Linked DNA regions of Homo sapiens: regions 2, 3, 4 and 5 are each linked to region 1. Evidence: chromatin contacts called from ENCODE Hi-C or POLR2A ChIA-PET data. All regions are on one chromosome and are shown on one strand. The core of a region is the stretch at or near the end of the contact, and the rest is flanking DNA. Distances in the headings are between cores, read along the strand shown.

Region 1 (5,841 bases), core at 1,511-4,010:
TCTATTCTAGAAAATATGTAGCAACTCATAAGAAACTATATTACCAGAGCAAGTATTATTAATTAAAACGTATGTTTTGTGTCAAAGAGATAGTTCCCTCTCTGAAAAAGTCCGTTACACATATAATTCAATGTAGAGATTAAAGTCTACATTTCTTTTTTTTTTGAAAGGGAGTCTCGCCTGTGGCCCAGGCTGGAGTGCAGTGGCGCGATCTCGGCTCACTGCAAGCTCCGCCTCCCCGGTTCACGTCATTCTCCTGCCTCAGCCTCCAGAGTAGCTGGGACTACAGGAACCCGCCACCAAGCCCGGCTAGTTTTTTTTGTATATTTTAGCAGAGACGGGGTTTCACCGTGTTAGCCAGGATGGCCTCGATCTCCTGATCTCGTGATCCACCCACCTCAGCCTCCCAAAGTGCTGGGATTACAGGCGTGAGCCACCGCGCCCGGCAGGTCTACATTTCTTTATCTGTAAATTATTACACATTATACCCACTTGCTCTTTCTCAGGTTATAAAATAAGAGGACAAGCTTCTACAGGTATTTGATAACTTCCCAGTTAGATTCTATAAGGACCTAGCAATTCCTAAAAGCCTTTAAAATACATATGTATATATTTTTTTTGGATGACTACTCCTCAGTGTGCTCCCCTGCCCCTTAAACGGTTCTTTAAGACATCTTTGCTTAAGGTTCAAGCTTCTTTATGGTATTTAACAAATACCATTTCATTTTAGTACAAGATTTATTGTCTAAAATCTGCCCTTCTTCATTTGTTAGAAATCAGAGTCAAAAGAAGTTAAGGAGCTAACCTAATTATAGTAACCAATGGGACTGATTCCACACTGTCTTTGAGCAAAAATGAAATGAGGACCAACCGCTGAGCTGAGGTGTTTAAATCATCAATCTGTATTCTGACTTAGTTTAAGACAAGCTAAAAACTGGTTCTCTTCCTCTTGCATCCCCATCCCATCATTCAGAATGGATAACCCCAGTACCTACTTCTAAGTAGCTACAGGTATAGGCCGTGTGCAGTGGCTGATTGATGCCTGTAATTCCAACACTTAAGGGAGGCAGAGACAGGAGGCTAGCTTGAGCCCAGGAGTTCCACACCAGCCTGGACAACACGGCAAGACCCCGTTCTCCACTAAAAGGAAAAAGATGTATTGAAGAAAAAAGTAGCTACCGGTTTAATATAGCCAATCTGAGTAGCCAAGTGAAACACCAAACAGAAATTAATAGTGGTGCCTCCCTACTTCTAAGAAAAAAAACATGAAAGTGGCACTAAGAGGTTACAACATCAGAAAGGGAAAAAAAATAAATTTTAAGCCAATCTTATAGTCTAGATGTATTATTAGGAAAACCTCCTTATTGATAACTAAATAACCCTTCACTTTAAAGAGCAAAGAAATCCTTTTTAATACAAAATCTAGTAAAACCCCTTCCCAGTTAAGAGTCTCGGTAAACATATCACCTAATAGCGTCAAGTCCATTTTGCGAAGAGGCTGTGAAAGGAACTTTTGTATAATTTCTCTGGTGGTTTTCAATGTTCAGGTTTCTACCTCTACCTTTGCCAATGTACAGCTTTTCTATTAGATCCAATCCTGCAAAACGGAAGTGTTAGTTTCTAACTACATACAGCAACCTCAAGGAATAAAATGATTCTCCCTCTACTTCCCTCCTCCCTCATTAAGTCACCTTTTTTTTTTCTTCTGAACTTCCAACTCTTAACAGTTTCTGGACAAGCAGGGTGGACCGATGTGTGCTGCCACCCAAGAGGTAAGTGAACTCAGGATATACTTGTGGATCGGGCAAAACGGCTTCCTCTGTCAGCCCGAGCTCAGGCGGTTTTGTGGAGGGAGCTAGGGCAGGTGTGGGAGGAGGGAACAGAAATGGGGCGAGAAGCCCTTTCGACCTCTGTCGAAGGGGCCGCCCAACGCCCCAGCGCCCCCCTCGGCCCCAACCCCGCCATCCTGGCCCGACAATGGCCCTCAAGTGCAGCGGCAGTCCCAGACTGGAGAGAAGCCCTAAGAGTCCACACCATGCGGGCCTGGAAGGGCAGCCGGGGAGGAACGCTGAGGCCGCGAGAGCACCTCCGGCCTAAGCGCGGGCTGCGCGCCGGGGCCTCCACGGGCGCCATCACTGGGAGTGGGGTATGGAGGCCGCCCCGAGGGGCCAGCACCGGCAGCAAGATCCAAGGAGGCCGCGAGCCCGACGGAGACTACGGCGGGAAGTGCAGGCCGCAGCCTGCTCAGCTGGCCAGCAGCGCAGCCGACCTCCGGCCGCTTACCTTGTGGATTCTCTTCAGAGCCATGGTGGGAGGCGGGTGGCGGCGGCCCCCGGGGCGGGGACGGGGGCGGGGAAGGGACGGGGAAGGGGCTAGGGAGCCTGAGGCCGCCTCGGCGATCTCGGTCGGCAGGAGAAGATGGAGAGTTGAGGAAAGCGGGTCCGGCGGGACGGGCTGAGGGCCGGGGCCCACTCAGCTCCTGGGCCTGCCGCAGCGGTCACCGCATCACCCGGCGGCGGCCCCTTTATTCGCCGCCGCCCTAGCCGCCACCGCCGCCGCCGCCGTAGCTGCCTCTTCCTCCCAGGATCAGCGCCGCCTCCTAAACCGCCGCAGATCCCTCCGCCAGAAAGCAAAAGCCCAAGCCTCGGGCTCGGCCGGCCTCTCTTGGTCGGACAGCCGGAGGGATTGCCTGTCTTCCTCCCTGCTGCAGGTGGACCGAGGGACGCGCGGGCGGGCGGGCTGCGCCGCCGGGGTGGGGCCGTCGGAGCACGGGGTGGGCCCGACCGAGGGGCAGGTCGGGAGGCGCGGGGATTGGCGGGCCAGGGGAGGGAGGGCCGAGCCGCGCCGGCGGCGGAGGGATACGGGCCGCCCCTGTGAGTAAGCTACGCACCGCCGTCGCCGCCACGGCCCCGGAGGGCGTGACGCTGCGAAGCCCTGGGCGGAGATCTCGCGAGATCTAGAGCGCGAGTTCTGCAGGCTCCAGCGCCGCGACCGTTGACTTCATTGCTGATGGAAACCCACGCGCGTGTCACAAAAGATCAATAAATATTAAAAGGCGAATGTTGTCCAGATCTCACGACCGTCCCCGTACTAGTCCCGGGAGGAGGCACTTAGGCCCACTGCAGCGCTCCTGAAGGAGGAAGGGACTTGGCCAAGGTCACAGAGCTCTTCTGAAGTCCTGGGACTTAGCACATCTCTTTCCAGAGGCCGCGTGGCTACAGCTCGGGCACCTGCCACGAGGGAGATGTCTCATAGCCGCTCGGGTTGCAGTGAGATTGGCCTTCCGGACCAAGGCCCCAGATGGAGAGGATTTGAATGTTGTGTTCTCAGCCACTGGCATGTATGTGTGCCTTCGAGGTGTCCAGACTCTGCTCAGCTTAGTGAATTGCAAATTGTTACAAGCAAGCACTGTACCAGCTGCGTCAGAAAAAAAATCACAGTGTGTGCCCCAAATAGTTAAAACCAACGGCTGGGCGCGGTGACTCACCCCTGTAATCTCAGCACTTTGGGAGGCTGAGGCTGGCGCATCACCTGAGGTCAAGAGTTCGAGACCAGCCTGGCCAACATGGTGAAACCCCATCTCTACTAAAAATACAAAAATTAGGCCGGGCACGGTCACTCACGCCTGTAATCCCAGCACTTTGGGAGGCCAAGGCAGGCGGATCACGAGGTCAGGAATTCGAGACCAGCCTGGCCAACACAGTGAAACCCCTTCTGTACTAAATATACAAAAATTACCCGGGCATGGTGGCAGGCGCCTGTAGTCCCAGCTACTCGGGAGGCTGAGGCAGGAGAATCGCTTGAATCCGGGAGGCGGAGGTTGCCGTGAGCCGAGATCACGCCAGTTCACTCCAGCCTAGGCAACAGCAAGAATGCGTCTCAAAAAAAAAAAAAAAAAATAGCCGAGAGTGGTGGCAGGTTCCTGTAAACCCAGCTACTGGGGAGGCTGAGGCAGGAGAATCGCTGGAACCCAGGAGGCAGAGGTTGCAGTGAGCCGAGAGCACGCCATTGCACTCCAGCCTGGGCGACGAGCAAAACTCCATCTCCAAAAAAAAAAAAAAAACCAACCTCGTGCTCCAGATACCCATCAGGAGGGTCCGCTGAAAATCAAACCTAGAATATTTGGAATTGTTTTTTAGGAGATGGAGACAAAAAGCTAAATCACTGAGCACCTACCCTGTGCCCAGCCCTACACCATGACTGGTGTGAGATACGGAGCCAAGCCAGGGCTAGAGGCCTTACACAGGAGAATAGTAAAGAATATTTTGCTGGGAGGTAATGCCCACATTCTGAAATCTACCCCTGGCGTTTTCTGATTCTAAATGTCTCCTTTTCGCTACATCCAGAAAGGACCTTGCAGATCATTGATTCTAGCTCCTGAATTTATAGAGAAGAAAAAACTGGAGCCCAACTAAGGGAAGGATCTTGCCAAAAGCCACACAGTAGGTGAGTGGCAAAGCTCATACTGCCTCACCTACTGAGAAGGTTGGACCATTAGGACAGAAGCACCGTGCACCCAGTGAGAGAAAATTGTATCCAGTGGTTCAGGGTGGGTATAGTTGAGGTTGAGGGTAAAATGGAACATCTCACAGCCCCAGATATTTTCTTCCTAAGAAATGTGATGGGAGGGGTACAAAAATCTCCACTGGACAGATTTCTTTTTTTTTTTTTTTGAGACGGAGTCTCACTCTGTCGCCCAGGCTGGAGTGCGGTGACGCTATCTCGGCTCACTGCAAGCTCTTCTCCCGGGTTCAGGCCATTCTCCCGCCTCAGCCTCCCGAGTAGCTGGGACTACAGGCACCTGCAAGCACGCCCGGGTAATTTTTTTGTATTTTTAGTAGAAACGGGATTTCACCTTGTTATCCAGGATGGTCTCAATCTCCTGACCTCGTGATCCGCCCGCCTCGGCCTCCCAAAGTGCTGGGATTACAGGCGTGAGCCACCGCGCCCGGCCGACAGATTTTTTTTTTAAAGTTATTCTCAGTAATAACTTTTGTATTAGAAAAGCTCCTGGACACGCCTGTAATCTCAGTAATTTGGGAAGCTGAGGCGGGAAGATCACTTGAACTCAGGAGTTCCAGACCAGCCTGGGCAATATAGAGACTTCATCTCTACAGAAGATTGTAAAAATTAGCCAGGTATGGTAGCACGCACCTGTGGTCCCAGCTACTTGGGAGGCTGAGGTGGGGAGGATAGCTTGAGCCTGGGTGGTCAAAACTGCAGTGAGCCGTGGTGGTTCCACTGCACCTCAGGTGTGGTGAAAGAGCAAGATCCTCTCTTAAAAAAAAAGCAATATGTATTTGTTGTAAGACATACCTATAAGTAAAGGAAGGAAATAAAAGTCACCCACACTCTCATCATCCAATAATTAACCACTTTTGACATTTGGTTAATGTCCTTCTAGTCTTTTTTTCCCTTACATATAAATATCAATACATATTTTTCTTTGAAAAATGTGGGGTCATTGCATAATACTGTTTGGTAATCTACCTTGAAAATAAACAATATATTGGCTGGGCGCGGTGGCTCACGCCTGTAATCCCAACACTTTGGGAGGCCGAGGCGGGCGGATCACGAGGTCAGGAGATCAAGACCATCCAGGCTAACACGGTGAAACCCCGTCTCTACCAAAAATACAAAAAATTAGCCGGGCTTGGTTGGCGGGCGCCTGTAGTCCCAGCTACTCAGGAGGCTGAGGCAGGAGAATGGCGTGAACCCGGGAAGCAGAGCTTGCAGTGAGCTGAGATCGCGCCACTGCACTCCAGTCTGGGCAACAGAGCAAGACTCTGTCTCAAAAAACAAATAAGAAAATAAACAATATATCGTGAATTTTCCTGTTTC
Region 2 (5,291 bases), core at 1,427-3,926, 1.5 Mb after region 1:
GAGGAGAAAGACTAGGCAGGTTAAAGATGACTATGGTCCCCTCTTTAGGGCAAGCAATGAGACAACTGTTCCCAGCTGAAAAAGAGGAAAACATTTCACTCTTTGTGACTCAATGACAACAGGACTCTATTCCTAAGGAGACCACAGAACCCCTAAAAACTCATGGAACCTGCCTGAGTTTTCAATTAGGTACATGACAGATCTACTCCCACTGCACAAATTGAAAGGCATGGCAAAAGATACAAAATAAAAGTGTTTGTTTTGAATTATAGCCCATGTGGCCCCTATGTTGAACATACTGTTTTTATATTATCAAGTAGGATCTAGAGAATATATCTTCCAAGAATATGTTCTGCAGTTTTTGAGGGGGAAAATGGTCATTGATCAATTCATTTGTTTTTTGAGATCCCATACTTTGTGGGTAGGGTATAAAAACGCAAGGGAGGCCGGGCACGGTGGCTCACGCCTGTAATCACAGCACTTTGGGAGGCTGAGGTGGGAGGATCACTTGAGGCCAGGAGTTCAAGAGAGGCCTGGGCAACATAGGGAAACCCATCTCTAAAAAAATTTTAAAATTAGCCAGGCATGGTGGCATGTCCCTGTAGTCCCAGCTACTCAGGAGACTAGGGTAGGAATGCTGCTGGAGGCCAGGAAGTTGAGGCTGTATTGAGCCATAATCCAGACACTGGACCCCAGCCTGAGTGACAGAGCAAGACCTTGTCTCACCAAAAAAAAAAAAAAAAAAAAAAAAAAAAAAAAGGCAAGGGAATCCTTCCCTCTGGGAGCTTACATCTTAGGTTTCATATTCAGAGCAAAGTATTTATTACAGTCAGTTATGTCAACAAGAGCCTGTGTTGCATATGTGGGGCAGGCGGAGGAGGTTTTTAACTCTCTTCGGATTTACTCTCAAGACTTTTACGCACTTATGATAAAGCTTTTGAAGCAATCATATTGCTCCTGTTCTCCAAGCATGGAATCACAGGTAAAGCTTTCATTTAAGATATTTAAAGAGAGATACAAGGCTAAATGCACAGACTGCATCTTCACTGGGCTGCTCTGAAATCAGGCTCTGTTGATCCTGTTTGGCAGATTTGGAAACTTTTATTTCACTTCGCTCAAGTTTAAATAGGCTCTGAGAAATTAATTCGGATAAAACAATTCAACCCAGTGAACAGTGTCCGATTTGTAAACCATGATATGAATTTATTGACAAAAACTGTACAGCTAGTATAACTAGTCCTAGTTATATGCCTTGGACAATCCCTTCTTATTGGGTATGTAGATTTATTTGAGAGACTCCCTGAATGATGGAAAGGCTACTAGCTGAGTTTGGAATCAGAGTATGGGCCTTTGTATGCTCTTAACGGAGATCCAGAATTTAGGTTTGCTAGGATATAAACTCCACGAAGGCAGGGATTTACTGACGTATCTTAAGAGACTAGAACATAGTAAGCATTCACTAAGTATCTGTTGAATGAGTGAGTGAATCTGAATTAAGATTTAACTGCCCTGAGAGTAAGTGTTGGTTCTGGTCATTAGAATCAGTTGCCTCGTTCCTGGACAGAGTTCCTGGGAGCCTCATAGAACATTCTTATTCAGATTCTTCTGGTTTTAGACTCTTTGTGGACCCCACCCTTCGGTTATGACAGCATTAACTGGGTATGTGACACTTAGGTTACACATGGTTTACTCTCTCTGATGAAATGTGGGAGACACTGTGGCCTCTGTAGCCCATTTACAGATCATTTCATAGGGTAACTTTATTTTTTTCAAATCTTGTCCCAAGTTCTATGAGGGTTCTTGTTTTACATTTTCCAAGTTACTAACTTCCAGCTCAGGTAGGTAAGGGACAACTGAATTGTGGTGGCTGCTATTTTTTGTGCAGGTGTTGATCTACCGGCTGTCAAGGAGTCCAAATGGAAGATCTCAAAGCCCTTAACAGACTATAACAAAGAAGAGATTGGCTGAATATTCATACCCTTGTGAGTTCAAGGGAGTTGTAGGGATGGTCTGGGTAGCCATGCAAGTTCAGAGAGCTCATTCTTTCTGCCTCCTTTCAGCTCTGCCTCCGCAGCTGGCTGATTTTAGTATACGAAGCTCCCTGTAAGCCCGCAGCCTATCGACTTCCACAGTCCCAGACTAAGGCACCGAAGCCTTACTGTTCTCTCTGGAGTCTAGGTCAGGTCCTGAGGTGAAGGGGTAGGGTGGGGGCGGGCAGGACGCAGGTGCAGCCCCGTGGTCCCGGATCTAACTCACATCTCTGGGAATGGGAACCGAAGTCACCGCTTAGGTCTCCCCCAGCGGTTTTCGGTTCAGGTCTCTGTGCTCCTCACCTGGATATGGGCGCCCTGGGGGCCTGGCTTCCTCCGCAGAGACCAGAAGCGATCTCTGTGTTCCGGATTTTCCCTTTATCTTTCCTCTCCCCAGTGTCCTCTCTGTTTCCCAACCTCCCCATACCGAGGACCCCACAACCCGCCCCGGGATGGCGCCTGGCTGCTCGCACCCTAATTCAGGACCCCAATTGGTGGGAGAGGAACCGCGGTCCTCAAGCTTGCAGGACACAGGGCCGCTGCCCGGAATGCTGTGGGGGTGGGGACCCTCGCCGCCCCGCCCCCACCAGCGGCCTGCCCCGCCCCCTCCCACGCACGTCACGTCCGGCCCGGCCTCCGCCCGCCAGCCGCTCTCCTCCCGCTCGCCGTTAGGGAGGCTCTGCACCTCAGCCGCCGCCTCTGTCGCCACTCTCTCCCCCTGTTCCGCGTCTGCGTCGCCACCACCGCCGGGGGTATCCGGGGGGTCGCTTACCGGGCTGGCCCCGCGCCACAGCCGTAGCTTTAACCTCCCGTCAGCGGCCGCCCCAGGAAGAGGCTTCTCGGCCGCGGAGCCACTTGGGGCCTCAGTTCTCGCCCTCTTGCCGTCGCCGCGGGTCCTGGAGAAGCGGCCGCGGCCAGGGAACGGGGCATCGCGGTTCCAACGGTAGGTAAACGGGCGGGTACCCGGATCTGCGCATGCGCGGGTTGCAGGTCGCCGCGGCCCTTCCCCTCCTGTTGCCCCCCAGCGCCGCCTGCCACCCGCGCCTGCTCTCGGGCGTTGCGTTTCGGGATGTGGAGGACTCTAGCAGGTGGGGCGTTCCGTGGAGAGGGCCCCCTTTCCGCTGGAGAAAGAGGAAGATGAAGCCGTGTCCCTGGCTGCCGGGGGGTGTGGCAGCCTTGGATTTGCAGCGGCTGCAGTGCAGTTGAGCGGGCGTGCCCCTCACCTCCAGCCCCTCCAGAGTAGATGGCGCGACACCCCACGTTTCTTTGCTGACCTCTCCTGCCCGCTGGCGCTGCGCCTCTTCCCCGCCCACTTCCTTCATGCTGGGCAGTGAAGTTGATGTAGAAGAAAAAGGAGTGTGTTTTATTCTGGGCTCAACTGCGCCCCTTTTTAAGGTCACGTGAGATGAGTGGTTGCGGACTTCCTTAAATCGCTCAGAGAATATAGCCAAAATTGGGCTGTTGGTGCACTGGGGCCTTGTCTAGAATGCGCTCTGCATAGGCCAGGCTGGAGGGGGACACTTTGTATAGCATTAGGGTTCGCGTGGCACGCCTGGTTTCCTAGATGAGGTTGTAGGAATCGGTTGGCACATTTGCGCAGTGGGAAACTGTTAAGCCCTTTTTGTTTGTAATCAGTTAAAATCAAACTGACTTTTAGAAAGACGGTGGATTATTTCATTTGGTTCCCCGTTTCGCCTTCTAATCAGTGAAAAAAGTTGGGCATTTACTTTGAAGGATCTGATAATCTAAAATGGTAGCCAGAATCATTACCAGTAGTAATGCAGACTATTAACATTAACTGGGGTGCACCTGTTTAGAGAGACAGACATTAAAGGGTGGTTTTGAATTATTTGTCTTTTTAGAGCTGGGTTAGTGTGAGGCTATTTTCAACCTTCCTTTTTTGGTAACCTTGAAATGCTTGTTGGCCTGGTTTTCTCACAGGTACTGTGCATTTACTAAGTGCTTGTTGATGGAATTGAATGGACTGATAATTATTTGTATATCCATTGGGAGCGCCTTCTTACTTTTTTTTTTTTTTCCTTGAGACAGTTTCGCTCTGTCGTACAGGCTGGAGTGCAGTGGAGCGATCTCGGTTCACTGCAACCTCCTCCTCCCGGATTCAAGCGATTCTCCTGCCTCAGCCTCCTGAGTAGCTGGGACTACAGGCGCCCGCCACCACGCCTGACTAATTTTTGTATTTTTGGTAGAGATCAGATTTCACTAAGTTGGCCAGGCTGGTCTTGAACTGACCTCAAGTGATCCGCCTGCCTCAGCCTCCCAGAGTTCTGGGATTACAGGCGTGAGTCACCGTGCCTTGCCCCCTTCTTACTTTTTTAATCCGTGCTGCTTTTAAAATTGGAGTAATAGTTTCTCCAGTTTAATTTTATTACTAATTTAGACACGTGTGTGACACAGCTTAAGTTCTTGGAAAATGTAGAAGGGCATATTGCAGTGGCATAATTCATTGGGTGGTGTAAATGTTAGTTTTTTTTATTAGAATGTCATTGTTTTAGGAGAGAAAATGGCTGAAATGAATCTGTTGACTTGTCAGTGTTTCCCCACCAATAAAATAACTGCTTTTATAATCAGTTATGAATAACCTCAATCCATCGCTGCATAGCTCCTCCATCATCGTATTCAAATTTTAAATTTGGGGACTATAATAGTGTAAATTACTGTTTTGTTTTTTTTTTTGAGACAGGGCATCACTGTCGCCCAGGCTGGAGTGCAGTGGTGCAATCTCGGCTGACTGCAACCTCTGCCTCCCAGGTTCTAACGATTCTTCTGACTTAGCCTCCCGAGTAGCTAGGACTACCGGTGCTTGCCACTGCGCCTGACTAATTTTTGTATTTTTTGTAAGACGGGGTTTTGCCATGTTGCCCAGGCTGGTCTCAAACTCCTGACCTCAGATGATCTGCCTGCTTCTGCCTCCCAAAGTGCTGGGATTACAGGTGTGAGCCACCTTGCCACCTTGCCCAGCCTTACGTTCAATTTTTTTTTTTGGGGGGGGGGGACGGAGTTTCATTCTTGTTGCCCAGGCTGAAGTGCAAATTTTAGTGTGTAAATTATACCTTAATAAATGTATTTTTTTAAAAACCCACTGGTGGACTTTGGAGAGCTTATACTCTGTTGGTAGAAACAGACATTAAACAAACACAAAATGAATATGTAATAAAACTTGTGGTAAGCCAGGCTCACGCCTGTAATCCCAGCACTTTGGGAGGCTAAGGCTGGAGGATCAGTTGAGCTTAGGAGTTTGAG
Region 3 (5,271 bases), core at 118-2,617, 1.1 Mb after region 1:
GGTGATGGGGGGCAGTCGAGTGGTTTGGCTGGGGTAACTGGTCTCCACCAGCACCTTCTCGTTGTTCAGAGAGATGTCAGGAAAAGACTCTGGCAGGAGAGAGAGAAGCGGGAGGCCTGGTTACTGGAAAGCAATCACTGGAGGACGAGGACGACCCGAGCTGCCAGGCAAGAGACCGGGCCGGCTACCATTGACTCCCGAGGTAGTTAATAATTGATAGCAGCACATTGCAATGTTCCTGGACCCGCACCAGTGGCAGAGCCCATTTCAACAACAGCTGACGCAAATACGGAGAATCCCCCTCCACTGCAGCTCGCAGCGCTCCGCAGCGGCGGCTGTGCGGGCGAGGGATTCCCGCCAGCACCCCCATGGCCGCGGCTAGTGCGCGCCCCCAAACCCGGGCTGCCGGGACATCCACGGCCAAGGATCACGGTCCTTCCTTGGGGACAGGCGGCAAGCAAGGCAAGGCAAGTCTTACTGGAGGTGGGGGGCGCAGCCCCGCTCATCAAAACAAGCCCTCCCCCTCCACCCACCCACGCAGCTCCAGAGCTCTCCATCCAAAACAAAAGCTCGGTCCTCTGCGCTCCGCTAGGGATGAGGGCAGGGGGTGGGCTGTGTGGGGTTCCTTGGCATCCCTCTAACACATGACTCTGGGGATGCGAGGAATGAAAGGGAAACCCGGCTCTCATTCTAAGATCCAGGAGCACTCCTGCGGTGAAGGACAGGACGCCAGGATGGTGGCGAAAGGGTTCCCCCTCGGCGTAGGCCACTGCTTACCTGCGGTCAGGTGCTCGTAGGGCTGCTCGCCCGTGTCCGCCTGAGGGTTGAAGGTGCTGCTGCTGCTGCTGCTGTTGCTGCCGCCCCCGCCGCCTCCACCGCCCCCGCTGCTGCTGCTGCTGCTGTTGCTGCCGCTGCCCTCTGGGGCCCCGGCGGCGCCGAGGAACTGGGGAGCCCCGTTGCTCAGCAGCATCATCTCCTCCAGCTTAGGGTAGTTGTCCATGGTGGGCGAGTGAGGAAAGGATCCGAACGGGTCAGAGATCTGCAGCGGGGACATCAGCTGCATCTCGGCCTTGGCCGCGGCCATCCTGGACGAGCAGGCTGGAGAGCTGGTGTCGGGGCGGGGGGGTGCAGCCCGGGGCTGGAGCTGCAGGGGACACAGTTGCGGGGGCCTGGCCGGGTTACATGCGGGGCGCGGGGAACACTGAGAAGCGTGCAGGCGGCGACCCCGACTCGCCCTGGGCGCGGGCGGGCGTGGACGCGCCGCGGCTGCGGAGGCTGGGGCAGGGGCCGGTCCTGCGGCGGCGGAAGCTGGCTGCGGCGGCGGATGGCGGCGGCGGCTCCCCAAGTTCTGCGCGCTGGGATCTCTCGCGACTCCCCGGATCCGCCTCTATTTGAAGGGTCTGGAACGGCACGGGTCCGCCTCCGTCGTGACGTACATGGCCATATATGGGAAGCAGGAAGCCCTAATATGGCAGGACCGGCCGGGAGGACCCGGAGTGACGTGAAGCCCCCCATCCGACAGCGCCCGGCACCTCCATCCTGCACCCTAGGGCCCGCGCCCGCGCCCGCATCCCAGGCGCCCAGGCTTCGGGGAAGCCTAGAGCTCTAGCCGCCGCCGGGGCCTCCGGGACCCGCGCAGCTCCGGAGTTCCCGCGTTGCCCCTCCCTCCGCCTTCTTCCCTCCTCCCAGAGCCGGAAGCGGCCGGGCCATATCGGGCCACTCCAAATAAGGTGCTGCCCAAATAAGGGTTGTTCCGGCGGGGGATCCTTCCTGCTCCTTATATGGCATTTCCGGGTCGCAGCTGGTTGCTCCCTCGCTCCCTCCCTCCTCCCTGGTTCCAAGCCGGGAGCCCGAGCGCTCGCGGGATCCGGGGACGCCCAGGCGGGGAGGGCTCGTGGCGTGTGGCGCTGGGCGCGCGGCTGCTCAGGCGGCTCCTAGGCGTGAACTAGGCTGGGGAAGCCCAGACCCAGAGCGGGGGCGAGGGCGAGTCGGGCCGGGGTTCTATCGCTGTCATCCAGGGCCCGCCCGCCCACCTCAGGGACCGTGAGAGCGAACCGGGAGTGCGGGGGAGGAGCGGCTGGGCCCGCCTGGGCAGGGGCCGCCCAGGAGAGGCGGGGCCTTGACCCCGGGCCTCGATCTATGGCACGGTGTCTTTCCGGGTGTCGCTGGGAAATTGAGGATAGGAAGTCACGGCCACTTGGTTCTTGGGACACTGTATAGCAGTGAGCTGCCTTGCCTCTGCCACCTGTCGGTGGGATGGGGCTGCTGGTGCCTGGGGTCCCCTGTGCTCCCCCGGAACCGAAAGGCTGTTCCCTAGTCCCCGCCGGCAAAGAGCCCACCTTTGGGGGACCGAAGTGGGGAAGCTGATTGCCCCAAGAGAGGCCTGATTCTTGTTCTCACCAGGAGATAATGGTCCTTGTGGTGAGGGGTCACTTTCCCCCCTTTATCCAGTCCAGGTGGAGGGCCGGCCCACACTGCGGGAATCCGAAAGAGGGGCTTCCCTATGGGCTGTCTGGGGACCCCGGGCTGGGCGCGAAGAGAGGACCGGCTTGGCGGCTCGGTGCTGCCCCCTGGAGGTTCCCTCTCCACTCCCAGCCCCGGACTCCGGCCGCGCGGGCTCTTCCGCCGCCTCCTCGCTCCTCCTCCCGGATGCGGCGCTGGGCGCGGAGCCAGGCCGGGGGAGCCTTCGACGCAGTGAGCACGAACTGAGCAGGCGCTGCAGCCCGGGCTCCCCCTGCAGTCCCTGGGGAGCCGTCACTGCCGAGGCGCCCAGACTCCGGGATAACACTCCTCACCCCGAGCCTGGCCAAGGCGAGGGGGAGAAGGAAGCAGGGGGTGGGTGGTGGCGAGGGAGAACGATTCCCGCAGGTCTCCCTGGGGCCGAACGCGAACAGGGAAGCCCTCCCCGCCCCCACGACGCAGTCAGTTGCTCACCCCAAAGGGAACAGGGATTCCGGGAAGGGAAGGCTCCTCCTGCTCTAGCTCTGAATCCAGAGGAGGTGCTGTTTTTTCTGGATTTAAAAAGAAAGCAGAAAGAGAATGTGGGGAAGGAGGGTGCTTGACGACACCGAGAGGGAAGGGAGGAGGTGAGGGCCTCTGTGAACCCCAACAGCCTCTGGAGGTCGGGGTCAGGGGGATTAGGTGGGGGAGGGTGTAACTTTCTTGGACTTAATCCCTCTGTGGCTGTCCCCCCTCCAAACATGTTTTCTTATAAAAACCAACTTAATGAACCAGGACTCCCTCGTCTCGGAGCCTGCCGTCTCAAGTCCGCTGGGGAGGTGGGGGGCTCACTCCCACTGTCTACCGAGTTGTCCATTGGGGCAGGAGTGATGCGCCTCTCAGAGGACTCCTGCCGCAAGGGCAGGAAGGCCAGGCTGTTGCAGCGCAGATGGCCTTGTGTCTGAATGTCCATTTTGCCACTCCCTGGTAGGGTACCTTAGCCAAATTTTTTTTTTAATGTTTTTATTCTTTCTGAGACGGGGTCTCACGCTGGCACCCAGGTTGGAGTGCAGTGGCGCGAGCTCACTGCAACCTCCGCCTCCCAGGCTCAAGTGATCCTCCAGCCTCCTCCTCTCGAGTAGCTTGGACTACAGGTGCCTGCCACCACGCCTGGCTTTTACTTTTTTTTTTTTTTTTTTTTTTTGTATTTTCGTAGAGAGGGGTTTCGCTGTGTTGCCCAGGCTGGTCTTGAACTCTTGAGCTCAAGCGATTCACCCACTTCGGCCTCCCAAAGTGCTGGCATTCCAGGTGTGAGCCACAGCACCCAGCCAGCCAAGCTTTTTGTTTACTTGTTTGTTTTTGCTTTTTTTAAGACAGAGTCTCCCTGTGTCACCCAGGCTGGAGTGCAATGGGGCAATTTTGGCTCACTGCGACCTCCGCCTCCTGGGTTCAAGCTATTTTCCTGCCTCAGCCTCCCTAGTAGCTGGGACCACAGGTGCACCCCACCACACATGGCTAATTTTTGTATTTTTAGTAGAGACCAGGTTTCACCATGTTGGCCAGCCTGATCTTGAACTCCTGATCTCAGGTGATCCACCTACCTTGGCCTCCCAAAGTGCTGGTATTACAGGCGTGAGCCACCGTGCCCAGCCAGCCATGCTTTTTGTGTCTCACTTTCTTCAACTGTAAAATGGGGCTAATGTTAATAATACCCACATGGGGCCGGGCACAGTGGCTCATGCCTGTAATCCCAGCACTTTGGGAGGCCGAGGCAGGCGGATCATGAGATCAGGAGATCGAGACCATCCTGGCTAACACGGTGAAACCCCATCTCTACTAAAAATACAAAAAAATTAGCCGGGCGTGGTGGTGGCCACCTGTAGTCCCAGCTACTCCGGAGGCTGAGGCAGGAGAGTGGCGTGAACCCGGGAGGTGGAGCTTGCAGTGAGCCGAGATCACAACACTGCACTCAAGCCTGGGCGACAGAGTGAGACTCTGTCTCAAATAAATAAATAATAGTAATAATACCCACATGGGAGTATTGTTGTGAGGACTGAAACTTATGCGGGCTGCCATATGTCAAGTCCCAACACACAGTACCTGCCTTGCAATTGGCATTCAACAAACAGTGGCTATTGTTCTTTTCAGAGGCTTTGGATCCATAGAGTCATCCACAGTTCACCCACCCATCCTCAGCCTCCAAGAAAACTCCAGTGACCCTTTTCTGGAAAGCTGTGCAGATGGGGAAAAACATACCAATCCTATCACAGGGGACGTAATCCCTAAGAGTTGATCTGAACCCATCTTGCTGCAGTAGAGCGTTTACTAGAGCAGCATTTTTCAACCTTGACTGTGCAGCAGAATCGCCTGTGGAAGTCTGAAAAAGACAGCTTTTACCCTGGACCAGCTGCATCACAATCTTCCCGAGCTTGCGAGTGGCAGCACTGAGCCAAGGTATCGGCCTGGGATTCTTGTGCTGTCACTGGAGAGCCACCCAGACTGGGAGAGAACATCCTCTGCCCCAGCCAGGGCAAACCAGTTCCCCGATGATTCTCCTGTGCAGCTCACCTAACGTATTTGTCAGGTTCTTGCTGAAGCTCAGCATGGGAAATTCTCATAGTCTACGTCTACATCTTTTGTTTTGCATGACCAACATCAATTCCCCTTTCTTTTTATTACTATTCCCCAGCCAGCAGTTTCCTTTGGGGAGCCACCTTAATCCATGTGGTTGGGGGCAGATAGCCCCTACTCTACATCTATAAGTAGGTATGTTCCCTGGGCCTGGCCATCCACCCAGGGGTGGCCTAGCCTAGGAGTGGTTCATTTCCCTAG
Region 4 (5,733 bases), core at 1-2,500, 1.4 Mb after region 1:
ACTTTCCGCCCCAGCCACTCCCCAGTTCCTTTACCTGCTGCTTGTCCTCTAGGGAGGTAGAGACGACAGAGCAGTCTGATAGCAGGTTCTTGCGTACCACAGACCCCAAATCTGCAGCTGTGGACTCAAACATGGGAGAAACTACGACATCGTCATCGGACAGCAAGCCCGCTGGCGGAGAAAGGATCCCTTGCGACATGACGGCAGGGGCAGCCTAGGTCTAAAAAGAGACCAAAAAGTGGGCAGGGAGAAGAACCTTTAGGGACAGAAGGGGCCGCGAATTTTAGGTAATAAGTCCCTTGCCCCAGGACACCGTGTCCCGCTTCCTACTTCTTTTCCCCTCCAATTATCGGCAAAGGGGAAGGGAATGAGAGAAGTTCACTTAATGAACAATTGAGAGAAGTTTGAGGCGGCATTTCTGAACGCGAACAGAAGTCCACAGACATCTGGCTCCAAAAGCAGAAGGCTACGCCTAAAGTAGGGCACCTCGCCCGCCGGTGCTGTGGAGGTGGTGTCAGGATCCCTCGGCTCCTTCTCTAACCTCACCCCAAGGACCACCGTGAGAACAGAGATGCAGCATTAAGAGAAAAACAGATGGCTGCAGCTCCGATTTCTTAAAGCCTATTCCGCGCGGGCAAGAGCTGGTAACCCGGGCTCCAGCACAGCCGCACACTCACCCGAAGACGTGCCACTTGCTCCTCCTGGGATACTGGCTTACTCACACCTAGTCGCCGAAGCTGGACTTTCGCAGCCGCAGAGCACAACTCCGCCCACGAGGTGCAGCTTTGTTACAGATACAATATTTTAAATTACGCGCTGCGTTCGTTCGGCCAATCAGATAGGGAAGCCTGCAGCTACCAATCCGCGTAAGGAAAGGGGGCGGGCCTGACTGGAATTCCAGTCGTTCGCTTCTGCTTGACCTCTGAGTTCTAATGTGGGTCCGGGTTACCAACTGTCGTGGATTCGCACTTATTTTGCCTGGGATTCTTCCAACTTAACCTTTTTCCTTGAACCTTAGACATTTCTTACCTAAGAGCCTAAAGGAAATCTTGAGGCTTCAGCAGCCAACTCCTGTCCTTCCTTAGCAACAATCTTAACAGGAGTGCACAGGGTAACTGGTTTAGGGTGCTTGCTTTGTCTTAAGGGGAAAAACGACATTTCCCAGGAGGCACCGCGAACCAACGCCGGTACACTATTTCCCAGAATTCCAGGGTTTCGGCCCTTCCAGACCGTCTCTCCTCAGGGTTGGAGACTTCGGGGCCAAGATGGCGACGGGAACGGGCAGTGAGTATCTGAGCAGGTTTTGCGTGAAAGGCCTTTGTAGATCCGAGGCTAGGCACCATATTTTTGTTACACGCTTAGGGAGTGGGAGAAGTGGGTTGCTTGAGAGCCCAGGGTTTTCAGAGACCTGCGCTCTACAGCATCGTGAAGACCAACGTTTGGGGGCCCAGAAATCTGGGGTCTTGTTTCTCAGGGAGAGAGCGGAGGTGTGAGAGAAGCAGCTTAGTGAATCCTAGTGTGTTAGGAACTCTGCGGGTTAACCGTAAAAGCACTCTAGAAACTTGGGCGTGCAGACGAAAAGATGTTATGAGCCAGACGGAGTAACCGGCACCTCAAAGAGCCATTCATTTTTTTGTCTGACGTTTGTGAGGCAGTGGAAGTGGGGTCTTTTAACCATGAGCTTTTCTTGCCACTCAGGAAATTGCATCTCGGGGATTTCAGCCATTTTTCTTTTTTTGGACTGAAAAGCTCTTTTACCCCCGACATTTGGAGTAGAGGATCTGAGAGAAGTAAACAAGTTTATGCTAAGAGGGAGGCGGGGTAGTAGGAGGGGCTGGCCGCTCGGGTTCCTGGGAAATAAGCCCTGAATAAGTTCAAACTGGAATAAAGTCCAGTATTCTTAAAACTGGGCTTTTAGGGAGAACTGCCTAATCTGACATTCCCTGTTTCTTAATAAAGCGGAGCTTCAAGCCATGGCGTTTTAAGAAATAAAATGTTAATAATTCACATGCAACGAATAGGTACCCCGGTCACTGGTGATATTTCACTTGGAGAGGTGAAAATCAAGATTTGGTTATAGTAGCTCACTTTGTCCTAACAAGTTGGGATGTTTTGTATTAGGCTTTTAGTCCTCTTTTTGGGGATTTTGGAGCTTAGCACTACAGTCTCAGTGGTTGTTTCCAAGGCTTTTTTTTTTTTCTCCCTTTCCCAGAACACAAGCTGCTAAGCACTGGCCCCACAGAGCCATGGTCCATCCGAGAGAAGCTATGTTTAGCATCTTCTGTCATGAGAAGTGGCGATCAAAATTGGTAAGGTATCTAGGATGTCAGCTTTTCTGGGTCTTAGAAATTGTTAGATACTCTTTCACATCGGTAGATTTCTATAGTTAATCATATTAAGCTGTAAGTAGACTTTCTTTTCTTTTTCTTCTTTTTTTGAGACTGAGTCTCCTTCTGTTGCCCAGGCTGGAGTGCAGTGGTGCGGACACGCCCAGCTAATTTTTGTATTTTTTAGTAGAGACAGAGTTTCGCCATGTTGGCCAGGCTGGTCTCGAACTCCTGACCTCAGGTGATCCCCCCACCTCGGCCTGCCAGAGTGCTGGGATTACAGGTGTGAGCCACTGCGCCTGGCCATGCCTGGCTAATTTTGTATTTTTAGTAGAGACGGGGTTTCACCATGTTGGCCACGATGGTCTCAATCTCCTGACCTCATGATCTGTCCGCCTCGGCCTCCCAAAGTGCTGGGATTACAGGCGTGAGCCACTGCCAGGCCTATTTTTTTTTTTTTTTTTTTGAGACAAGATTGCACTCTGTGGCCCAGGCTGGAGGGCAGTGGTGTGATCTTGGCTCACTGCAACCTCCATATCTCAGGCTCAAATGATCCTCCACCTCAGCCTCTTGAGTAGCTGGGACTACAGGTGCACACCACCATGCCCAGCTAATTTTTTTTATTTTTTTGTAGAGATGGGGGTTTCATCATGTTTCCTAGGCTGGTCTCGAACTCCTGCGTTCGAGCGATCCGCCCAACCTACTGGGATTACAGGTGTGAGCCACCAGGCCAGCTGTATTTCTTTTTTTAAACAGCTTTATTGAGATATAATTCACATACTATAAAATTAACCTACTTAAAATGTACAATATAATGGTTTTTAGTATATTCACAGTTGTGCAACCATCACCACAATCTAATTTTAGAACATTTTATTCTAAGAAAAACCCCTTACTCCTTAACTGTCAGTCCATGTTGTCCCCTCCTCACCACCCCCAAGCAAGCACTCATCTACTTTCTATTAATTAATTAATTAATTTGAGACAGAGTCTCACTGTCACACAGGCTGGAGTGTAGTAGTTAGATCTTGGCTCACTGCAACCTCCGCCTCCCAGGTTCAAGCGATTATCGTGCCTTAGCCTCCCAAGTAGCTGGGATTACAGCCATGCGCCACGAGTGGCCTGGCTAATTTTTGTATTTTTAGTAGAGATGAGGTTTTGTCCAGGCTGGTCTTGAAGTAATGCACCAGTCCTGGCCTCCAAAAGTGCTGGGATTACAAGTGTGAGCCACCATACCCAGCCAACTCTCTTGTCTCTGTAGATTTGCCTATTCTGGATATTTCATACAAATGGAATGATACGTGCTCTTCTGGACTTTTTTTTGTTTTTTTTAATCACTTGACATAACACTTTTTAAGGTTCATTCTTATGTAGCATGTATCAATACTTAATTCCTTTTTTAGCTGAATAATAATCTGTTGTATGAATATACCAAGTTTTATTTATCCATCACTTGATAGACAATTGGGTTGTTTCCACTTTTTGGCCATTATGAATAATGCTGATGATGTGCACATTCGTGTACAAGGTTGTGGACAATGTTTTTAATTCTCTTGAGTTTTTTATTCAAGGAGTGAAATTGCTGGGTTATGTAGTAACTTTATTATGTTTGACTTTTTTTTTTTTTTTTTTTTTTTTTTGCAGACAGGGTCTCACTGTCACCCAGGCTGGAGTGCAGTAGTGCGATCGTGGTTCACTGCAACCTCTGCCTCCTGGGCTCAAGTGATCCTCCGGCCTCAGCCTCCTGAGTAGCCGGGACTACAGGCACATGCCATCACCCCTGGCTAATTTTTGTATTTTTTGGTAGGGATGGGGTTTTGCCATGTTGCCCAGGCTGAACTTTTTTTTTTTTTTTAATTTAAATATTTATGTTTTTGTAGAGACGAGGTCCCACTATGTTCCCCAGGCTGGTCTCCAACTCTTGGCCTCAAGTGATCCTCCCAGTTTAGCATCCTGAGTAGTTGGGAATACAGACCCTTGCCACCATGCTTGACTAATTTTTTGTGTTTTTTGTCACTTGTTGCCCAGGCTGGTCTTGAACTCCTGGGCTCAAGTGATCCTCCCACCTTAGCCTCCTAAAGTGCTAGGATTATAGGCGTGAGCCATCACTCCCAGCCTAGAACTATCATCATTTTACCTTTCTCGGTATCAGCCCCTCACCCCCTTTCTTTTGAATCATCCATTATGAATTTAACTCTCTTGCCACATTTATAAACAATTCAGTACTTTGCTGATTGTCATGCTTCCTAGCATTTTTTTTGTTTGTTTTTTAAATCTAATTTTTGAAGTAATATGTGGCCACCATAAAAACAAAAACACTATATAGAAAGCAATAGCAACAAAGAAATGGGTTAAAAACTTAAGTTTAAGGCCGGGCGCAGTGGCTCACGCCTGTAATCCCAGCACTTTGGGAGGCCGAGGTGGGCGGATCACAAGGTCAGGAGATTGAGACCATCCTGGCTAACACGGTGAAACCCCGTCTCTACTAAAAATACAAAAATCAGGTGTGGCGGCGTGCGCCTGTAGTCCCAGCTACTCAGGAGGCTGAGGCAGGAGAATGGTGTGAACCCAGGAGGCGGGGCTTGCAGTGATTTGAGATCGTGCCACTGCACTCCAGCCTGGGCAACAGAGCAAGACGCCATCTCAAAAAAAAAAAAAAAAAACTTGAGTTTATTTTTTGTCACACATACAGGAAGTCTAGGCAGTCCACAGCTCTCATAGCAACTTCACAGTGACATTAGAGGCTCAGGATATTCTCTTTCTGTTCCACCTTCCTCAGTGCATAGTTTATCTTCTGGTTATCTTATGGTTCACGGTGGCTGCTTGACCTTCAGCTATCACATCCTTGTTCCATGCAACAAGAAGGAAGGGGGTTGGTAAGAAAAGTCACATCTCTTCCCTTTTAACAACTTTTTTGTGATATAATTGATGTGCAGTAAACTGCACCTTTTTTTTTTTTTTGAGATGGAGTCTCTGTTGCGCAGGCTGGAGTGCAGTGGTGCAATCTTGGCTCACTGGAACCTCTGCTTCCCAGGTTCAAGTGATTCTCCCACCTCAGCCTCCCGTGTAGCTGGGACTACAGGCCTTTGCCACCATGCCTGGCTAATTTTTGTATTTTTTGGTAGAGATAGGGTTTTACCATGTTGGCCAGGCTGGTCTTGAACTCCTGACCTCAGATGATCCACCTGCCTCGGCCTCCCAAAGTGCCGGGATTACAGGCATGAGCTACGACACCCGGCCAGTGCACACATTTAGAGCATAAGACATGGTATTTTTGAAATATATATACATTTGTGAAACTATCCACAATTAAGGTAATTATTATAGTATCCATTAACAGATGAATGGGTAAAGAAAAAATATATATGTATACACACACACACACACACACACACAATGGAATACT
Region 5 (5,916 bases), core at 2,117-4,616, 2.0 Mb before region 1:
AACATCCCTATTACGAGAAAATAGACTTTGAATACTTCATCTCTCCTTAAGTCACATAGCTAACACTTCAGCCCAGTTCTGTCTGTCTGTGTTCAAACTTTTGTGCTGTTTTCACACAGGGAAGCAAGGGGGCAAGGCTTGCTTTCCTGTTGCACCACACTCTCTTACATTCTTTGCCACCCAACAATATATTCCACATGCTGGATCTCTGCCCCTTTCTTCAAAGTAAGGGCCTCTGTGAAGTGGCCAAGGTAGTCATGTCTGCATGGCTTACGCTGATTATCTGCTGTAGAGTTTGAAAGAAATTAGAAATGAGGCCTTCCATAGACAGAATCTCTCGTCTTCTCTTGCAGCCAACAGGAAGGCCGGGTGTGCAGTCACATCTCTGCTAGCTTCGGAGCTGACCAAGGATGATGCCATGGCTGCTGTTCCTGCCAAGGTGTCCAAGAACAGTGAGACATTCCCCACAATCCTTGAGGAAGCCAAGGAGTTGGTTGGCCGTGCAAGCTAATGTGGGTCCTGTGACCGCGGCAGCTCCTCAGCGGAGCCGCAGACTGTCCTGCCCTGCAGCATGTGCCTAAAGGCTCAAGGGGATATTCCTCTGGGGTGGCCACTCCCACCACCCTGACCCTGTCTTTCTCTCTGGCCTGCTGCTCTCTCAACATCACATACAGCTTCAGCTGCCTGGAGGCCAGAAGGAAAGGGCAGTGCAGGGGAGGCCTGAGCCCGACTTAGCCAGCCCTGGCTGTTGTATTACCAAAGCAGGGTCCATGTTTGCTGCCTTAACCCTGTCTCCTCTCTGTTACTCAGAGGGCCTCATCTCAGACAAGGCCCAGCCTGCTTTTTCTCAGCCCTGACTTTCTAATGGGCTTTCCCCCCTAGGTCAGTCTTGCTGGATTTGTGCTTTTCTTTTGTGGTTTCTCTGGCCCTGAGAATAGCATGGGGCTTGTAAACCTTTGGGCTAGATCCCTCCTTTCATTGCTGTTGTCTCTGCTCTTCCCTCTCCTGGCTGTGGTTATTTATTATTAGTGGTGTGGCACTGGGAGCTGCTCCTAAGGAAGCAGGGAGCAAATCCCACCTTTACCCCACCTTCCTGGGAAAGGCCTCCAAAGCAAAGGATCTGGACCAGTTTCCCTGCTGTGCTGTGGCCCAGGCCAGAGCCTGTGGGCAGGCAGGCAGGGCATAGCGACAGTGTGGGACCTGCCCCCAGCTTCTGCCACGCTTTATGCCCTTGCCTCTCTGGACGCTCTGCACCAACCCCAGGCTACTGAGCCACCTTCCCTCCTCATGCCTTCCCTGAGCTTTGGTGCATCTCATCTGGACTATGGGTTGTACTGTGACCATCCCAACACCTCACCCTCTGTCTACAAGGAAATGGGAGGTGGAGCCTCCTGGCTGAGAAATTGTTTTGCAAATGGATCTATTTTTGTATGAAAAAAAAAATTTTTTTAAAGAAAACTGTTCCTTCCCCCTTTCCCCTCCATAATGTAAGAAGCTTTGGTGGCAGGTTACAGAGTTCTGGGATTTCTTCTCACAGGCCCAATCCTGAATGTGCCCCTGGACCTTCTGGACCCTTGAGTCCAAGGCAGATCCTCTCTCCCAGGGAATCCGACACAGGAGGAACCCCTTCTCTGGTTGAGCTGGGCCAGGCCTAAGAGTAGCAGGAACTCTAAGACCACAGAGTTTTTTATAAATGTATAAATGTATCAAGCCAAATGTGCAGATGCTAACTGGACATTCTGGGGAACTGGGCACCAGGAGTGCCTTCATACACTGTACCCCAGCTCTCTTCTAAAAGAGAAGTGGGTGGGCACACTGAACTGTTTGGTGGCCCCAACCACAGGAAGCTGCAATTCTCTGGCTTAGGGTGATACTTTTGCCCTCCTTGTGCCCCTCTCAGCTTTCCATCCCCAGCTAGGAAGAAAGAATGGCACTCTTGGGCTTGGCCCAGAATTAGAGTTATTAGAGCAAGAGAGAGCTTAGGAAGCATGAGGGCAACTATAGTGAGGCCTTATTGCCAGGAGGGAGGGTTTTGGTTGCTGGCGCTTGTGTATAAAGGGGCAAGAGCAGCTCCTTTGGACTATTCCTGGGAGGACTCTGATGCAGGGCGTCTGTTGCTCCCCTGGGTCACCTCCTCCCTGCTCGCTGACATCTGGGGCTTTGACCCTTTCTTTTTTAATCTACTTTTGCTAAGATGCATTTAATAAAAAAAAAGAGAGAGAGAGAGAGGTGTGAGGGACAAAATGCAAACCTATTTCCCTTGCCTCATAGGCTTCTGGGATGTCATCACCTCCAGTTTGTTGGTTTTGTTTCCAACTGTTAATAAAGCATTGAAACAGTACTGCCTTACAGCTTCCTGTGTGAATTTCTGAGCTGTTTTCTTTTCACTCTAGTCCAGGCTCCTCTAGTCTTTCCTGCCTCAAATCCCTGGTTGACCTGACAAATCACTGTGAAAAAGCTAAAGGTGCCAGACACTTTACTTGGGCACAGGGCTAGAGATGATTAATACATGGTGGCTGCTGCCCCACCAGAGCTCACCTCAGGGCCGTTTGGCCACAGTAAAGGAGTGGGCGCCTGGTTCAGCTCCCTGACTCTTCCACATTGCTGCTACTTGGTTTGGAGCCCTTTTTTGGAACTCACTTGGAACCTTTCATGTTCCCAGATGTCACGCAAGGTTTCCTGGCAGTACCTGTGTCTCTTGCTGAGGGAAGCATCTGGCTCCCATTTTCTCATCCCCTCTGCTCTGTTGGTGGCCACAGACCACATTCCAGAGTAGAGGGGTTTACCCTGGGGTGGAAACCTGAGCCTGCCCAGCAGAGGTTGGGAGCCTGAGGTCATGCTCCAGATGACTTGCCACTTGGAGCCATACTTGTCTGAGCACGTTATGACCTGCACAAAAAAGCCAGACCAGCAATGAGCAGGCCCAGGATAGACAGGGAGAGGCCTGGAGAGGACCACAAACCCATTCGGGCGGGCTCTGGAACTGGAAATAAAAGCCTTTTAAATAGCCCTGGAGCCTGGGCAGCTGCCTCCTCAGTATGGCCTGAGGTGTGGGGATGGGTTGCCTGCCGCCTCCCTCCCGTCCCCCCGGAGGCCACGCCTTTCTGGTTCAGAGCTTTATAGGCACACATACCAATTAGGGGACAAACCACAGCTGCTCACGCGCTCTGCCAGTCTGCTGCTGTGCCTGGAATAGAACCCAGGCGCCCGGCACCCCGCCCCTCCGCAGCCTGGCTCTGAGTAACAAAACCCTGCTTCCATCTCAGCAACCGTGCACACCACCCTTCCTCCCACGCTAGAAAGTCGCCCCCAGATTCTTAAGTTGGAAGGTTTGGTTCCCATGACAACAGACTTGAGCTGGCAGAATGGGTGACCTGGCTCTGGGAGCCTCCGCAGCGCGGAGGAAGCCGCATACCCTTGCTGACCAGCCAGATAACCGCAGTGGCTCTGTCTTTGTGTTCTTGGGTCCTTCCGGGTAGTTCCCCTTTTAAGTCCCCCTTCACCCCCAGCTCCGTGTTTTTCTGCAGCTTCTCTGGCTGCAGCAACCTCGGAATCCCACAGTGCTTCGAGGAGGCAGGCGGAGGGGGCGGGGAGATGGGAGAGCAGGCGAGTGAGTGGAAAAGCACCGACAGGAAGGAGGGAGGGGAGCTGAGTCTGCGATGGATCTCATTTCCTGCACGTCCTTTCAGTCCCCTTGACCCCCGCAAGAAGAGGATGAGCCCTCCAATTTCTTAGGCTTCGCTACGGAGATGTCAGCGGGAAGGCGAATTCCAGATGGGGAAACTGAGGCTCGAGCTGCAGACTTGGCTTTGGAAGAATCACCTCCCGCATTCCCTCCCACTCCCGCGGCTTTCCCAAAACCCCTAGGCAGCGGGGGTGGGGGTGCGGGGGCAAAGGAGAGTCTACCCTCCTCCCGTGAAGCCCTCCGGGGCGCTTCGGGTAGGCAATTTTAGTCAGGAAGGGGCGGGAACTAACGAAACGTCCTCTCCCCTCTACCCAAGGCGTTTGCCCGGCGCCAACCCGCCCCCGCCCGCGCCGGGGTCTCCTCTTCTGCCTGGAGACAGCCGCAAGCTTAGACTGCACACTCCACTGCACACTGACACGCCGCACTCAGATCCCCACCCCCACAGCGGACCGATCACACAATGGCACACGGTACACAGATCCATAGGCACACAATCGCACACTGTCTCATAGGCACAACGGCATTGCAAGCATACACAACCATATTGCACAGTCACACACACACACGCAATTCGGAAACATCTAGACGCGCAATGACACAAAGTGGCCTCCCGATTCCGCCCTTCTTCCAGCACCCACCTCAGCTCATCACTTCATGCACACATGCCAGGAGCTTCCATCGCTTATACAGAAACGTTCAGCTTTTCAGAAGAAACGTTTTATTATTTTTTTGTCGAAGAAAAAAAGCCATATAAATATTAGAGTATAAAACTTGCGTGAGACACAGGAAGAGGGTGGGGTGGGAGCTACGTGACTATGCGAAGAGAAGCGCTTATAGGAGAAGTCAGTACGGGGGAGGGGGTCGCCTTAGCGCGTGGACACAGCACAAAACACAACACGGGCCGCCGCGGGCAGATCAAGGACAGACGGCTGCGCGGAGCCCGCCGCCCGCTGCCCACCCGCCATCACGTAAAAGCACACCGCACTACACTACTGGCTATTCTACACCAGCCGAAAGAGGGAGGGGGCGCTACACTACTGTAAGGGCAGGTCTGGGGTTCTCTGGCAGCCCCGCTGGATGGCCGGGGACCCAGGGGCAGAAGGGGGTGGGAGAAGAAGGTCTATGCACAAGGAGGCACTGGGGAACTTTAACCAGGCTATGGCCACTAGGGGGCGCACTGGGGACCTGGGCAGTGGCCTTCACGGAAGAGAAACGGCACCTGGCAAGGTGAAGGACTGAGGCTTCAGGAGGGCAGGGGCCCTGTTGAAGAAGCCCCATCCTGGGCTGAGACTTTCTGTTCATTTGGTCCCTGCCCTAGCTCCCTGCCTCCCCAACCCAGGGACTAAGAATGGCCTGGCTGGCCCACCCTTCCTGCTGGGGCTCCGCTGACCCTTCCACCAGTGGCACCTCTGGAGTACCCAGCACCCACAGAGGCCCCTCTGACCTCTCAAGGGGACCTGGTCCTAAACCTGCTTCGAGCTTCCTTGGACTGAAATGCCAGTTTAATCCATTGGTCCTGTTAGCTCAGCCCAAAGCTGGCTGCCTGGGCTGAGCCCTATTATGTAGTGGGAAGGGTCCAGCCTAGTTATTGGTTTATGGCTGGAATCTGGAGGATGTTGTCAGTCCCCTGAGGACATACAGAGCCTCCTCCAAGGCCTTGATAACTTGATGTGTCAAGCTTTGTCCATGCCCCCACCATCCACATCCACACACTTCCCTTCCTTATCTTACCACCCCATACTGTCTTGGAACATGCAGTGGAGTCTCTTGTTTGAGGAGGAGGTGGGGGAAGTCAAGGCATGCAGTGGAAACGTCAAACAATGAAAAACAAAACAGAAGACTGGTCCCCAGGGCGTTGGGAAGAGGCTTGGTAGCAAAATGCCCTCCCTAAATCCAGCAAGCATCAGTACCATGGGGATGGTGATCATGTCCTCCAAAACTTGAGCATTGATCTTGGGCTCTGGAAGGAGGTGAAGGGGCTGGCACCAAACCATGCTTTGGGGGAAGATTGAGAATCAAAGGAGAGGCCAAGAGGTCATGATGCCCTTCCAACTTTTCAGAACTAGGAGGCTTGTAGGTTACTTGGTACTTCAACACCCCAACCACCTTACTCGGGAAAGAGGAACTGTTGGAGTGGGGTGGGGAGGAGGGAGGCATGGGATGGATGGGCCTGATTGATTTGGAAGATGGAGGAGTTCAGCTGTAACTAAACGGGGTGTGGCAAATGGTTC

The links. A loop is a pair of places that touch in the nucleus more often than their neighbours do. ChIA-PET counts read pairs that join two places held with the same protein, here RNA polymerase II (POLR2A). Pooled maps may share reads with other maps.
Region 2: a loop to region 1 is called in a map of naive thymus-derived CD4-positive, alpha-beta T cell, with 5 times the contacts of the local background. The contact joins the promoter of FAM13B here to the promoter of UBE2D2 in region 1. A Hi-C loop is called at or near these places in 1 of 168 maps with a recorded cell type or tissue (naive thymus-derived CD4-positive, alpha-beta T cell), 1 of 37 single-sample maps with no recorded cell type and 8 of 50 pooled maps. POLR2A ChIA-PET finds 5 or more read pairs at or near these places in 1 of 52 experiments (CD8-positive, alpha-beta memory T cell).
Region 3: a loop to region 1 is called in a map of CD8-positive, alpha-beta T cell, with 8 times the contacts of the local background. The contact joins the promoter of EGR1 here to the promoter of UBE2D2 in region 1. A Hi-C loop is called at or near these places in 3 of 168 maps with a recorded cell type or tissue (CD8-positive, alpha-beta T cell and naive thymus-derived CD4-positive, alpha-beta T cell), 1 of 37 single-sample maps with no recorded cell type and 12 of 50 pooled maps. POLR2A ChIA-PET finds 5 or more read pairs at or near these places in 1 of 52 experiments (activated CD4-positive, alpha-beta T cell).
Region 4: a map of naive thymus-derived CD4-positive, alpha-beta T cell shows a loop between it and region 1 (22-fold over the local background). The contact joins the promoter of BRD8 here to the promoter of UBE2D2 in region 1. A Hi-C loop is called at or near these places in 1 of 168 maps with a recorded cell type or tissue (naive thymus-derived CD4-positive, alpha-beta T cell) and 9 of 50 pooled maps. POLR2A ChIA-PET finds 5 or more read pairs at or near these places in 1 of 52 experiments (HEK293T).
Region 5: a loop to region 1 is called in a pooled map, with 3 times the contacts of the local background. The contact joins the enhancer-like site here to the promoter of UBE2D2 in region 1. A Hi-C loop is called at or near these places in 1 of 37 single-sample maps with no recorded cell type and 1 of 50 pooled maps. POLR2A ChIA-PET finds 5 or more read pairs at or near these places in 1 of 52 experiments (OCI-LY7).

Annotation. Positions count from the first base shown.
Region 1 is chr5:139,558,258-139,564,098 of GRCh38, reverse strand. UBE2D2 (ubiquitin conjugating enzyme E2 D2) reads right to left here and starts at 2,760. Exons shown (of 7, transcript NM_003339.3): 1 at 2,284-2,760. The coding sequence starts at 2,307. RefSeq lists enhancers at 1,595-1,714, 1,805-1,854, 3,015-3,184 and a silencer at 2,325-2,984.
Region 2 is chr5:138,030,464-138,035,754 of GRCh38, reverse strand. FAM13B (family with sequence similarity 13 member B) reads left to right here and starts at 2,676. Exons shown (of 24, transcript NM_001385994.1): 1 at 2,676-2,973. It overlaps FAM13B-AS1 (FAM13B antisense RNA 1), which reads right to left and starts at 2,981. Exons shown (of 2, transcript NR_037900.2): 1 at 2,803-2,981. LOC124901077 (a long non-coding RNA gene) reads right to left here and starts at 2,616. Exons shown (of 2, transcript XR_007058952.1): 1 at 2,504-2,616; 2 at 1,082-2,260. RefSeq lists silencers at 2,968-3,017, 3,028-3,097 and enhancers at 2,604-3,487, 3,588-3,647, 4,862-5,291.
Region 3 is chr5:138,461,575-138,466,845 of GRCh38, reverse strand. EGR1 (early growth response 1) reads right to left here and starts at 1,367. Exons shown (of 2, transcript NM_001964.3): 1 at 778-1,367; 2 at 1-89. The coding sequence starts at 1,084. RefSeq lists silencers at 1,114-1,323, 1,414-1,763, 1,774-2,173, 2,494-2,763 and enhancers at 629-1,468, 1,469-2,309, 1,382-2,581.
Region 4 is chr5:138,174,147-138,179,879 of GRCh38, reverse strand. It overlaps BRD8 (bromodomain containing 8), which reads left to right and starts at 1,250. Exons shown (of 27, transcript NM_139199.2): 1 at 1,250-1,284; 2 at 2,213-2,309. The coding sequence starts at 1,266. KIF20A (kinesin family member 20A) reads right to left here and starts at 768. Exons shown (of 19, transcript NM_005733.3): 1 at 678-768; 2 at 35-220. The coding sequence starts at 199. RefSeq lists enhancers at 939-1,108, 1,249-1,298, 1,006-1,300.
Region 5 is chr5:141,511,446-141,517,361 of GRCh38, reverse strand. PCDHGA1 (protocadherin gamma subfamily A, 1) reads right to left here. Exons shown (of 4, transcript NM_018912.3): 4 at 4,387-5,916. It overlaps PCDHGA2 (protocadherin gamma subfamily A, 2), which reads right to left. Exons shown (of 4, transcript NM_018915.4): 4 at 4,387-5,916. PCDHGA3 (protocadherin gamma subfamily A, 3) reads right to left here. Exons shown (of 4, transcript NM_018916.4): 4 at 4,387-5,916. PCDHGB1 (protocadherin gamma subfamily B, 1) reads right to left here. Exons shown (of 4, transcript NM_018922.3): 4 at 4,387-5,916. It also overlaps PCDHGA4, PCDHGB2, PCDHGA5, PCDHGB3, PCDHGA6 and PCDHGA7, and 15 more genes. RefSeq lists enhancers at 1,951-2,576, 2,548-2,797, 2,577-3,202, 3,538-3,657, 3,203-3,828 and 2 more. Within about 2 kb of position 3,366, at least 33 of the 41 ENCODE cell types and tissues checked have a DNase peak (open chromatin) inside an H3K27ac peak, as active enhancers do; they include OCI-LY7, where a contact is called at or near this core.